2 separate regions of the Mus musculus genome follow, and region 2 is linked to region 1. A link is a loop called in an ENCODE intact Hi-C map of the cell type or tissue named here. Cell type or tissue: heart. All regions are shown on one strand. Each heading gives the region's core, and the rest is flanking DNA. Links, peaks and the distances in the headings are about the cores only. Region 1 overlaps Frmd5 (FERM domain containing 5). Region 2 overlaps Frmd5 (FERM domain containing 5).

Evidence for each region. Hi-C counts contacts between places; a loop is a spot of excess contacts. Peaks named below come from ENCODE experiments on the same cell type or tissue, not always from the same donor. Only the 100,000 strongest peaks of a DNase experiment are listed, where the experiment ranks them.
Region 2: a loop joins it to region 1, with 2.0 times the contacts of the local background. A loop is called at or near these places in 6 of 42 quality-filtered maps.

The regions. Positions count from the first base shown.
Region 1 is chr2:121,677,529-121,682,909 of GRCm38, forward strand. All of the region lies in intron 1 of Frmd5 (FERM domain containing 5), which reads right to left. Among named protein-coding and RNA genes, the nearest start is that of Frmd5, 130 kb to the right of the region's middle. In heart, for the core only: a CTCF peak has its summit at 2,361 (motif pointing right); no DNase peak of the experiment used is centred there.
Region 2 is chr2:121,586,324-121,591,704 of GRCm38, forward strand. Frmd5 (FERM domain containing 5) reads right to left here. Exons shown (of 14, transcript NM_001360084.1): 2 at 5,335-5,381; 3 at 106-148. Among named protein-coding and RNA genes, the nearest start is that of Wdr76, 82 kb to the left of the region's middle. In heart, for the core only: a CTCF peak has its summit at 2,115; a DNase peak (open chromatin) is centred at 2,228; H3K27ac peaks cover 1,144 bases.

The DNA.
Region 1 (5,381 bases), core at 93-5,092:
AGCACCCACAGCCCGTGAATGAACGAACACACTCTCCTTTCACTGAGGATGATAAGACGGCTTATTCTTCCATTCTCAAATATTCCACAAAGAAAAAGATTGTGGCATCTTCAATTGTGCTCTGAATAGAGAACAAGTAGGAAAGAAGTCACAGGAAAATAAAAGGAGGGAGCAGCAAATAGCGACAGCTATGCAAACACGGCAGGCACACCAGGAATGGAGTGGATAAACCACAGTCTGCAAAACAGCAACTGTGCAGACAAATGCCGGCCATTGCATCAGGACTCTCCTGGCTGACTGCACATTTCCACATAATACACACTTCCCCTAAATTCTTCTATCTTAATCCAGCATCTAATTAACCATGCTAATCAAGGCATGCCCATTACATGATCCACAGACAAAAACACTAGTGTAAGAGGTTATTTCGAATTCAAACGTCCAGTTTCCCTTTCGAGAAGCAGTCTTCCTGATGTTCAATGGTGTACTCTCACATACACTCTGTTGGCCCCTGCCCTGAGATACAGTGTTGGTGTAAGCATTTTTCTAAGAATAGCAATGGTCACTACAAGTTTTCTTAGCAGTTTCCAACCTTTTAAAACTGTTAGTCTTTGGAAATTCTTGGAAACAACACAATATGCAAATTTAATACATCTGGAAGTTATATTAAGGTTAGCCAACTTCAATTTTTATTAATTCTAAAATACTAAGAACTAGAGGGGCATCCACATACCCTATGAAAGGATTATCCTATAGCTTTCCACACCAATACCAGCTGGGATATCTTAGAACACATTTATTCATATTTTACTATTGATGTCTAGCTTGCCAGCACCATTTTTAACCACTAGACTACCCCAGCACAAGACACACATACACAAAAGTCATAATTACTAGATCCAGAAATGCATAAGCTTTACTGTGACCTGATAAATCCTCTAGATTAGTGTCTCTTGGCCAGCTTTTCATTATTATAATAGTGACTGAGATAGCCAACCTACAACAAGAAGCTCCATTTTAGCTCAGTACTTCAGCAGCTCTGGGCCATGCTCAATTGGCCCGTGGGTTTGGGACTCACTGAGTGTGGCAGTACAGGATAGGGGGACCACCAGGCAACACAGAGTATGTGGAAAAGTGAGAAAGAGAACCAGAAAGATACCAAAGCTCCATAATCCCATGCGGCATGCCCCAGGGACCTAAAGACCTCCTAAGGCTTCATCTTTGAACATTTCCACTACCTTCCCAAAACACCCAAGTGGGGACTATGCTTTAATTCATGTGCTTGGGGGGACAGTATGGATGCAAATCACAACAATAAGACTGGTTTAAAGTTATGTGTTGGAGACGTGATTCTTTTCCTACCATAAAGACAGATATATTGTATCACACATCCATTTCAATTCTTTTTTTTTTTAAAGCAAAACAAAAAAAATAGCTTTATTGAGCTGGGTGTGATGACACAGGCTTTAATCCCACTAACAGGGGGAGGGCAGATTAGTCTAAATAGCAAGTTAAGTCCTAGGCCAGCCAGAGCTACATCGTGAGACCCTGTTTCAAAACAAACAAAACCCAAATAGCTTTACTGAGATATAGGGTACAGTATACAGTATATATTTAAATAGACACTTCAGTGGCCTTTGTTATATGCCCAGGGCTATAATGACCATCATAACAATCTAATCTTACAACATTTTCTCCCTCCTAAGAAGAAAGTCCATTGCTAATGGCAACTAGTCCCACTTCCTCTGAGCCCTGCTTCCCAACCTCACCAGCTCTTTGCAGTCACTTACTCTACTTTTGAGGTCTACAGATTTTCCTACCCTTAACATTTTACAACAAAGGAATGGAACAATACAACAAAGTGATAATGTTGTCTCTTTCACTTACATTTAATGTCAGAATATTATAGCATATATCAATACTTTATTGCCAAATATAATTCTTTAATATGGATTTATAATACTGTGTATCCATCATTTTCGTTTATTATTTTCAGTTATTATCAGTGGATTAGCAATTTGAGCTGGGTCTTCTTTTAAGTTACACGGAACAGTGCTACTGTGAACTTGCCTTTATCTGCTAAGCTATTGGGCTGGCCCAAGGATTCTTATATATTCTGGATACAAGTCCCTTATGAGTTATATAAGTTGTGAATATTTTCTTCCACTATTATGGGCTTTTCTTTTGCTTTCTTGATGATATAATTTACAATAACTTGTGACTTTTGTCCTACATTTAACATCTAGCTTTTCATGTAGGTGTATGCTTAGGAACCTGCTTCTAAGGGGCAGTGAGTTATGACTATCGCTGTGGATATGGTTTAAATATCGGTTTTATTGCTCAAGGATTCGAGTGTCTAAAAGTTTGGTCTCTAGGTGGCACTGTTGGGAGGTACTGGAAAGAAAGAAGTTGGGCCTAGCTGGACACTCTCGGGTCTTCATAGATGTCACACATATTAGTTATCTTCATCTATTTTAAATTTATTTTGAAAAATTGTGTGTATTTGCGTGTCTCTACTTGGATATGTGCACGAGTACAGATACCTACTGAGGCTGGAAGAAAGCATCAGATCCCTTCGAGCTGGAGTTACTGGCACTTGTAAGCCACCCAACATGGTTGCCGGGAACTGGACTCAAGTCCTCTGCAAGAACCATGCGAGTACTTTCCTGCTGTGCATCTCACTGGACCCAAATGCATTTTTTTTTCCAAGACAGGGTTTCTCTGTGTAGCCCTGGCTGTCCTGGAACTCACTCTGTAGACCAGGCTGGCCTGAACTCAGAGATCCGCCTGCCTCTGCCTCCTGAGTGCTGGGATTAAAGGCGTGCACCACCATTGCTGGGCTGATGTTTTTGTTAATTATTTTTTAACACAGTTTTAATTTACCTAACTAGACCTTTTTCATAACTGCTTAGAATCAGCTTGTGCATTTAAATGATTTTACTTCTCCCTGGCCTGTATCACCATTGGTGGAGATTTCCATAAGTCTAGAAGTAGCTTTTAAAAAAGAAAGAGAAAAAATGCAAGAAGCCTCAGCAATCCAAGCTGGTTTGCAGCCCTAAGATAAAGGGCTGTAAGTAAAGGGCTGGCTCTGTCTCCCACTGTATCCCTCAGGAAAGGCAGGGGAAATGCCTTTATATTTATATATAATGTAGTTTTTGATTGCAACAATGGAAAGTGACATGATCAAATTAATTTTTCCAGCTGAGGAGCCAACTAGGAAAAGAGAAATAGACGTTAATTTATACAGCGTTACTATAACAAGATTGAAAAGTCTTTCCTTCCTCCCATCTCTACACTGACAGAGCCTTGAGTCATTCAACATGTGTTAATACCTACTATGTGCCAGAGATCAATTATCACTCGATTATGGATTTAGTTTAATTATTTAAAGCCAGGTCAATCAAATACAAGTTGAACACCCTAGTTAAAAATCTGAAATCCAAAATATCCCCATATTTACAGCTGCTTGAGAGCTCTCTGGTCTATGCAACTATTCCAAAGACCCTCAGAAAATGTTTGTGTACATGTGTGGTGTAAGGTACATGGGCATAGGTATGTTTATAAGTGTGCTTGCACACTTGTGGGTGCATATGTGTACACGGGTACATAGGAAACTTAAATTAGAACACTTCTAGTGGTAAATATTCAGAACAAGGGACATTTGACCTTGTACTTCCCAGGATGCCTTGCTAGAGTCGCCCAGTAAGGAGTAATCTCTTCCATTGCTCATAGGTATTGGTCAGCCCTTAAACACCATCTCTTGACTTTCATATAGTTTGTTTGCTCGGGTGCATGCTTTCCTGGAGCAGTACAAACTGATGATGCTAGAAAGCTTGTACAGGAGTGGTGGCAAGGAAGACAGAAGCAGACGAACCCAGAGCTACATAGGAAGCAAAACTGAGACGACTCCTTTATGGGGAAAGGGCAAGCCCTAGGCTTCTGGTTTTGCACATCAGATGGATGCTGAAGGATAAAATCATTCACTAATTAAGAGAGCGCTGGATAAGAACCAGGCTTGATCAGAAAGGCCAGGCAGGTGGTTTTGGTGATATTGAATTTGCTATTTCTCAGATATCCAAGTGGATAAGTCAATAAAATTATTAGATATAAATATCTGGGTATTGATGGTCTAGGAGCTAGCTCAGTCCATAATGTGCTTGCCAAGGGCCTGAGTTTGAGCCCCAGAACATTACAAAAGCCAGGTATAGTTGTGCATACTTCTAACTCAAGCACTAGAGAAAGAGAAACAGAAGGATCCTTGGGGCTCACTGGTTGGCCAGCTAGCCAAACCAGCAAGCTTCAGGCTGATAAAAAACAAACAAACAAACAAACAAACAAACAAACAAACAAAAAAACCTTGTCTCAAAAAAAAAAAAAAGGAGAAGTCCTGAGGAATGTCACCTGAGGAATGTCACCTGGCCTCCACACGCCCCCCTCCCCCCACATGCCAAGCACTCCACCCCTAAAACTCTAGAGCTTGGGGTGGCACACAAATTTGATGCAGTTATTGGCTTTAAAGACAGTAACAGAAGCCATAATCACAAATAAGACAGTTTTGAAAAAAAAATCCACAAAATGGAGAGGGAGGGAGACTCTGTTAATTATTTTATTGAACCATGGTCAGGACAAAGTGTGTCATGTTTGCAAAAGTAAATGGCAAACTGTGGACACCAAATCTGTGGGTTGTAAATGTAACGCTTATCTGCCTGATGTAATTGTCATCTCGGAGGCTTACTGCTGGATAAGCTCACCCTTTCTAGCTCTTTCTGAACTTTGGCTGGCAGGTTTTCAACTCAGCTGTCCTGGTTCAAACTCCTCTCCAAGCTGGCTGATCTAATCTGGCTTCTCTCAGCTTCTCACTGAATTGCCCTGCTTGACCTCAGATGAACTCTGGCAATCTGTTCTAATCTTCTGGCTCCCTCTTATTCTTTGGCTTCAGCTGCCTCTGCTGCCCTGCACTGCACTGCATGGACTCAGGGAAGAACTCAGCTCCACTGTACTGCACTGCACTGCACTTACCGCCCTACACTGCACTCACTGCACTGACTCCCAGCTGACTCCCTCTCTGTGCCTGGGCTCCCCTGTCCTGTGCTGTTCTCATCAGAGTTGGGCGCATCCTATCTCTGACTCATCCCGTCAAATCTTTCTCTGATTCATCACTTTGTTCCTCAACTAGATGTCACTGTCAAACAAATCTGCTTCCTTCTACAAACTTAGCTTTACCTTAAAGGTGTATACTAAGGGCATACCTGTATTCCAGCCAGAGGGAATAAAGGCGTGCTGTGTGTCTGCATTCCAGCTGGATCACACAGACCTAAGTCTTTGGATGTGATCCCTTGCCAGAGCAGCCATGTTGCTGAATTAAAATCCCGCTAAAGTGG
Region 2 (5,381 bases), core at 129-5,128, 91 kb before region 1:
CCTCGAACAGTAGGAAGTTACACATGCCGACCACACCTTCCTACCCTTGGGGGTTCCTCCCATCCTCCCATTAAGGGTAAGCCTTAGCTTCTTTTGAATACTTACATCTCAGCTGCTTCACCACTGACTTTGTAAACTCCAACCAATGCTGAAACAGAGAGCACAAGACAAGACAACCCCGGTGAGAAGCGGTGTCACCCGCAACCTGTTTTATCCTATTGAAATGGTGGGACAGAAGGCAATCTTCCTAGAAGCTTATCCATAGATGTTTAGAGAGGGAAGCCATGCTCTGAACTAAGTACCCGTGATGGACCAGCTGTGAAGGGGAAAATTACCCTAGCTTCAGGTGCCACTCTCAGGCTTCTGGGAGACCCCTCCCAAACTAGGGTTCTAAAGCTTTGAGGGCTGCCCTGGCAGGCCCATGGGCAGAGATAATGATGCATGCATGGATAGCATGCTTGGCTTGAGGGTGGAGCTGCTGGACTTAATGTCTGCTGTGCACAGTGTTAAATGCCAGCTTCCTCTGGCAAAGGAGTGGGGTGGAGGGTGTTGGTGGCAACTCTAAAAAGTACTGATGAGATTTCAGAATGGAGGGGAGGTAGAGAAGGCTAGTATATATTTTCATTTTTGTCTGAGTAACATATGTAGCCAATGCTTGTGTTACTCAGGATTTCTTGGCATGTGACAAGGATGGTTAAAGTCTTAATTTCTTGGGATAATTGCCTGTAACTAATGTGCAGGATAATATCCTGTCCCACATTTTTTTTTATTTCATGTGTATTGCATGTATGTCAGTGTAAAGGTGTCAGTTCCTTTGGAACTAGAGTTACAGACAGTGGTGAAGGCCTGTGTGGGTGCTGGGAATTGAACCTAGGTCTTCTCGAAGAGTAGTCAGTACTCCTAAGTGCTGAGCCATCTCTCCAGCCCACCTCCCCATGGGTTTTTATAGCTAAAATATAGTCAAACTACATTTTTCATTTTCCTCTACAGCACTTAAATTTGAGGGAAGGCAGCAATGAGACCATTCTAACCTCTCTCTTTTAAAAAGATATTTGTACAGCGTTGAGTTCCAGGACAGCCAGGGCTACACAGAGAAACCCTATCTCGGGGGAAAAAAAAAGATATTTGTATGTGTGTGTGTGTGTGTGTGTGTGTGTGTGTGTGTGTGTGTGTAGGTCAAAAGAGGGTGTCAGAAACCCCAAAGCTAGAGTTAATGGTGGTTGTGAGCTGCCCCATGTGGGTGCTAAGAACCAAACTTGGGTCCTCTGGAAGAGCAAGAAAGTGCTATTACCAGCTGGGCCATCTCTCTAGCTCCAGATGACTGTAGATCAGTTTCCCACATCTCTGTGGGTTCTTGATAACATTCATTACTGATGCCTGACGCTCTTAGATTAGGCAAGCAACTTGTCAACTGGCAGAGAGCTAAAACTGCTATTATTTTGGGGTTTGATTTCTTGGAAGTCGCTTAAAGATGCTGGCTGTAAGTTTCCAGAGGACAGCAACTGACTTGTTTACCATACTAGGGCTCCGCATGTGGGGCAACACGAGTTGTGGAATGGGCAAAGGGCTAGGTTTCAGAGTGCCCTCTTTCCTGGCTACTTCTTCTTACTGTAACTGTCTTGGCAGAGACTTTCTTCAGCAGGAAAGCAGCCAAGGCCATGCAGACAGCATCCTGGCCTCCCTTGGTTCCCAGCTCTCACCTTCTGGGCTGGGCTGTGGGTCATGTAGTTAATGGACCCACTAAGAGCCAGGACTGTCGGCTCCATGTGGATAATCTGGGCTGACATTCTGCTCTCTTGCTTCCTCTGATCCGAGCTCCCACGAGGCTGGCAACTTATTACAGCCACTCAGCGTGGCTAAGAGGCCCTTCTCACATTACACGGCCCACCGCAGCTCTGCTTCGCAGGGAAGCAGAAGTAAGAGGTGCAATTGCACAGAGGCGACTGTAGCTGCAGCTTTGCCTGGGCAGGTGCAGGAGGCCTGTCTGGTTCAAAGCATTCTAGGACTGCATAGCGAGAAGAACACAGCAAGTACTGGGGACATAGCACACAGACCTTTAGACTGACAGGTAAGAGAAATAAGATAGAAATAATAAAGGAGCTGCCTGAGCCATGATCGCCAGAGGGCTCATGAGCTCAGTTACTAGGAGGCCCCTCCCCCTGGCAGTAGCAAGAGACAGCTTTTGTTTGGACTGTGCTGAGAACTCAGGAAGGACAGAAGCAGGAGAACACCAGGAAGGCTTGGACAGCTGTCATCACAGCTCCTCTGAGGGACTTTAGAGACCCAGTGGAAAAACCATGAGACTGTTCCAGCAATGTGGTGACGCATCTTGGAGACCGAATCCCAGAATTAATAGCAAACTGAGACCATGAGGCAGGATCAGGAAAAGAGGCAAGACTCAGGGGGAGACAGGTCAAAATGCAATAATCTTCATGCTTTGAGGCTTGAAAGGGTGCAAAAAGGTCGTGGAGAGGACAGAGGCTCAGGCGGAGCTGGAAACAGAGGGCACAGCAGGAGGCAACTCCTCCAGGAGAGAAGGGTGGAGAGACAGGAGCCCCAAGACACCCAGTGAGCAAGCAATGATGAAGATCAATGTGAGCTTTGGGACCACCTTGGAGCCAAGGCAGGAGGCTTTCCTCACGCCTCTGGGATTGAGGAGCTCACTTCCTGTATCTCTGCTATGAATTAGTGGATTTAGAATACGTCCTCATCATAGATCGTCTAAGACCTCCCATGACTCTCAGGCCTCAGTGCTCCATGCTCCTTTTCTGAGGCTCAGAATCACCCCCACTTGGGCTACTTTGTGATTTCAGCCTGATACCTCAGAAATCACGGAACCAGACAGTCCTGGGCTCCAGACTGGCCTTGCTACTTACCCTGGTTGGACAACCTGTCTTAATCTATTCATTTGGAGTCTAATCATTGGCCTTAAAGGTTGCTTGATGGAGCACATGTTGAGCTCTTGATTCAGCACCAGGTACTACTTGGTGCTCAGTCTACATCAGCCTGGTAGATGTAGACTGTCAGCTTAGCTTACAGCAGACTCTCTCTAAAGGGGCATGTCTCTTCTTTCCCAGTCTTCTCTTGTTTACCCTTCTTTAATCTGGATCAACTCCACAGTCATCCTTTTCTCTTCAAGCACATCCTACCCTAACTGAGAAAGCGATCAACAGGACACATTTGTCCCTTGCCTTTTTATACCACCAGCTCTGGGGGAGATGAAGAGATCTTGGTATATATACCCCACTCCCCAAGAGAGAGCACTTAGTCCAAACAAACACTAGGGGCAAAAGAAAAGCCAATACCCCAAACTCCCACCACTTCCTGGAGAATGGGCACATACTGTAGTGAAGACAGTTTGGTTCTTGCTCTCTGGGCACTTAGTGATTACATGTTAAGGTCTAGAGCTAAGGGCAGCATGCCAACAGGGCAGAGCAAGGGGCAGACTTTGAGGATAAGTCTCCATGATGCTGTTCACAGCTCTGCCAGGCTGGGAGAGGCAAGATAAATACATGAAGTGTGGGGACTAGGCTAGTCAGAGGAAAAGGGCATGGTAGGTATCATAAGAGTCTTTTCTAAAATTCACGTCTTTAGTACATAACCCTAAACAGGATCCAGAGGACAAAGTGGCTCAGACAATCAAAAGATGAACAGCATCTGACTGTGGCACGGTGAAGGGCGTATCCACTCTCCCTCAGCATCTGTCATTCTGGGTAGTGCTGAGATGCTGCTGTGGCTTCTTAGTGGCCGAGACCCACCATGAAGGCAGAGACAGCCCTGTCTGGGACTGTGGGGGTAATCTTGGACCTAGGAAAGGAGGCCCTACAGGATTTGTGAAGCACTCTAGGATTTATGATGATGTTTGTGGAGACTGGAGCACGGGTGGTAAGTGAGCAGGAGCGCGCAGCCTGCACGTGTCTGCATATTTTCCCACTTCCTAGGGATGCCAAACAGCACATCCTCACAGTCAGCAGAGGGATGATGAATCACCTGCAGAAATGCAGGTGTCTGCAGGCTGGGAAGATGAAGGTGAGCATCAAGGCACCACAAACCGTCAACTCATCCCTTCAACAAATGCTTACTGAGTGTCAACTGCTTTCCAGGCCCTGCACTGGCTCCATGGTAGACAATGACAGATGAGGTACAGTCTGTCTGTCTGTCCCCTCTTGGAACTTAAACTTCTGTGGGGACAAAGGCTGTCAGCACAGTGCAGGAAGTGCTATGTTGGGTAGGTATTAAAGGACATAGTGGGCCATAGAGGGATATATGGCAACCTTGAGGGAGACTTCCTGGAGGAAGCAAAAAGCCAGGAAAGACCTTAAATATGAAAAGAAGGTAGCTTTGGGGCTGGAGGGATGGCTCAGTGTTTACGAGTGCTTGTTGCTCTTGGAGAGGACCCAGGTTCAGTTCCAAACACCCTGGTCAGGAAGCTCACAACCGCCTGTAACTCCAACTCCTGGGGATTCAACATGCTCTCTGGCTGCTGAGAGCAACAGCAAACACACGGCACGCATCCATGTGTACACGCATGCACACACGCACACACATATGCATCAATAAAATAAAAATCCATCTTCAAAAAACAAAAACAAACCAGAAAACAAACCAAACCAAAAGGAAGTCAGGAGGAAGAAAAGGAGAAGCATGCTCCAGGCAGAGAACGGAGAGACTGGAGGTCTGAGGAGGGAGACGGACACGTCTGGAGAGTCATAATATCTGGTTGATCTCAGAAGGGAGGGGCAGGCTGGTAAGGTGACACTGGAGATGATGTAGGGGCTCGAGGGAAATGGATTTGTTTCTATCTGAGATGCCGGTCTTGGTGAAGACCCATAGTCCACAGCTGCCTTCCTTTACTGCACAGACCAGGGAAAGAGCCACAGGCTTTGCAAGGTGCTAAAGGGCTCGTCAGTTTGGCTCTCTGTCCTGCCTAGACCAGACTGGCATTGCCCAGTGATGCTCTACCTAATCAGAACAAGATCCCTGAAATATAGGTCAGCCCGTTGACTAGAAAGGAAGCAAGAGATGCCCTCTCTGTGCATTGGGCGCTAGGACCTCAACACTGACCTCCATAGGTTATCAGCTACACCTCTAGCAGGCACCCATGGCAAATTGCTTAAGCTCTTGGGCTGCCTTTTTAGCATCTGCAAAATGCCAGGTCCCCTCAGCTGAACTCTGGTTCAGGTGATGTTCAGGCTCAGTGCAATGACACCAACGAAAGGGCCTGAGTGTTCCCTGACTCCTGAGGCTAAACTTTGCAAGGGAGTCACATACAACCAAGGATTCAGGCCTATTTACTAACCCTGCACTCTGTCTGTGCTTTGAATTTTGACTTACCCGCTGCTTATCTGGGTCCACAAAACGAATCCCAAAGTAGTCTTTCT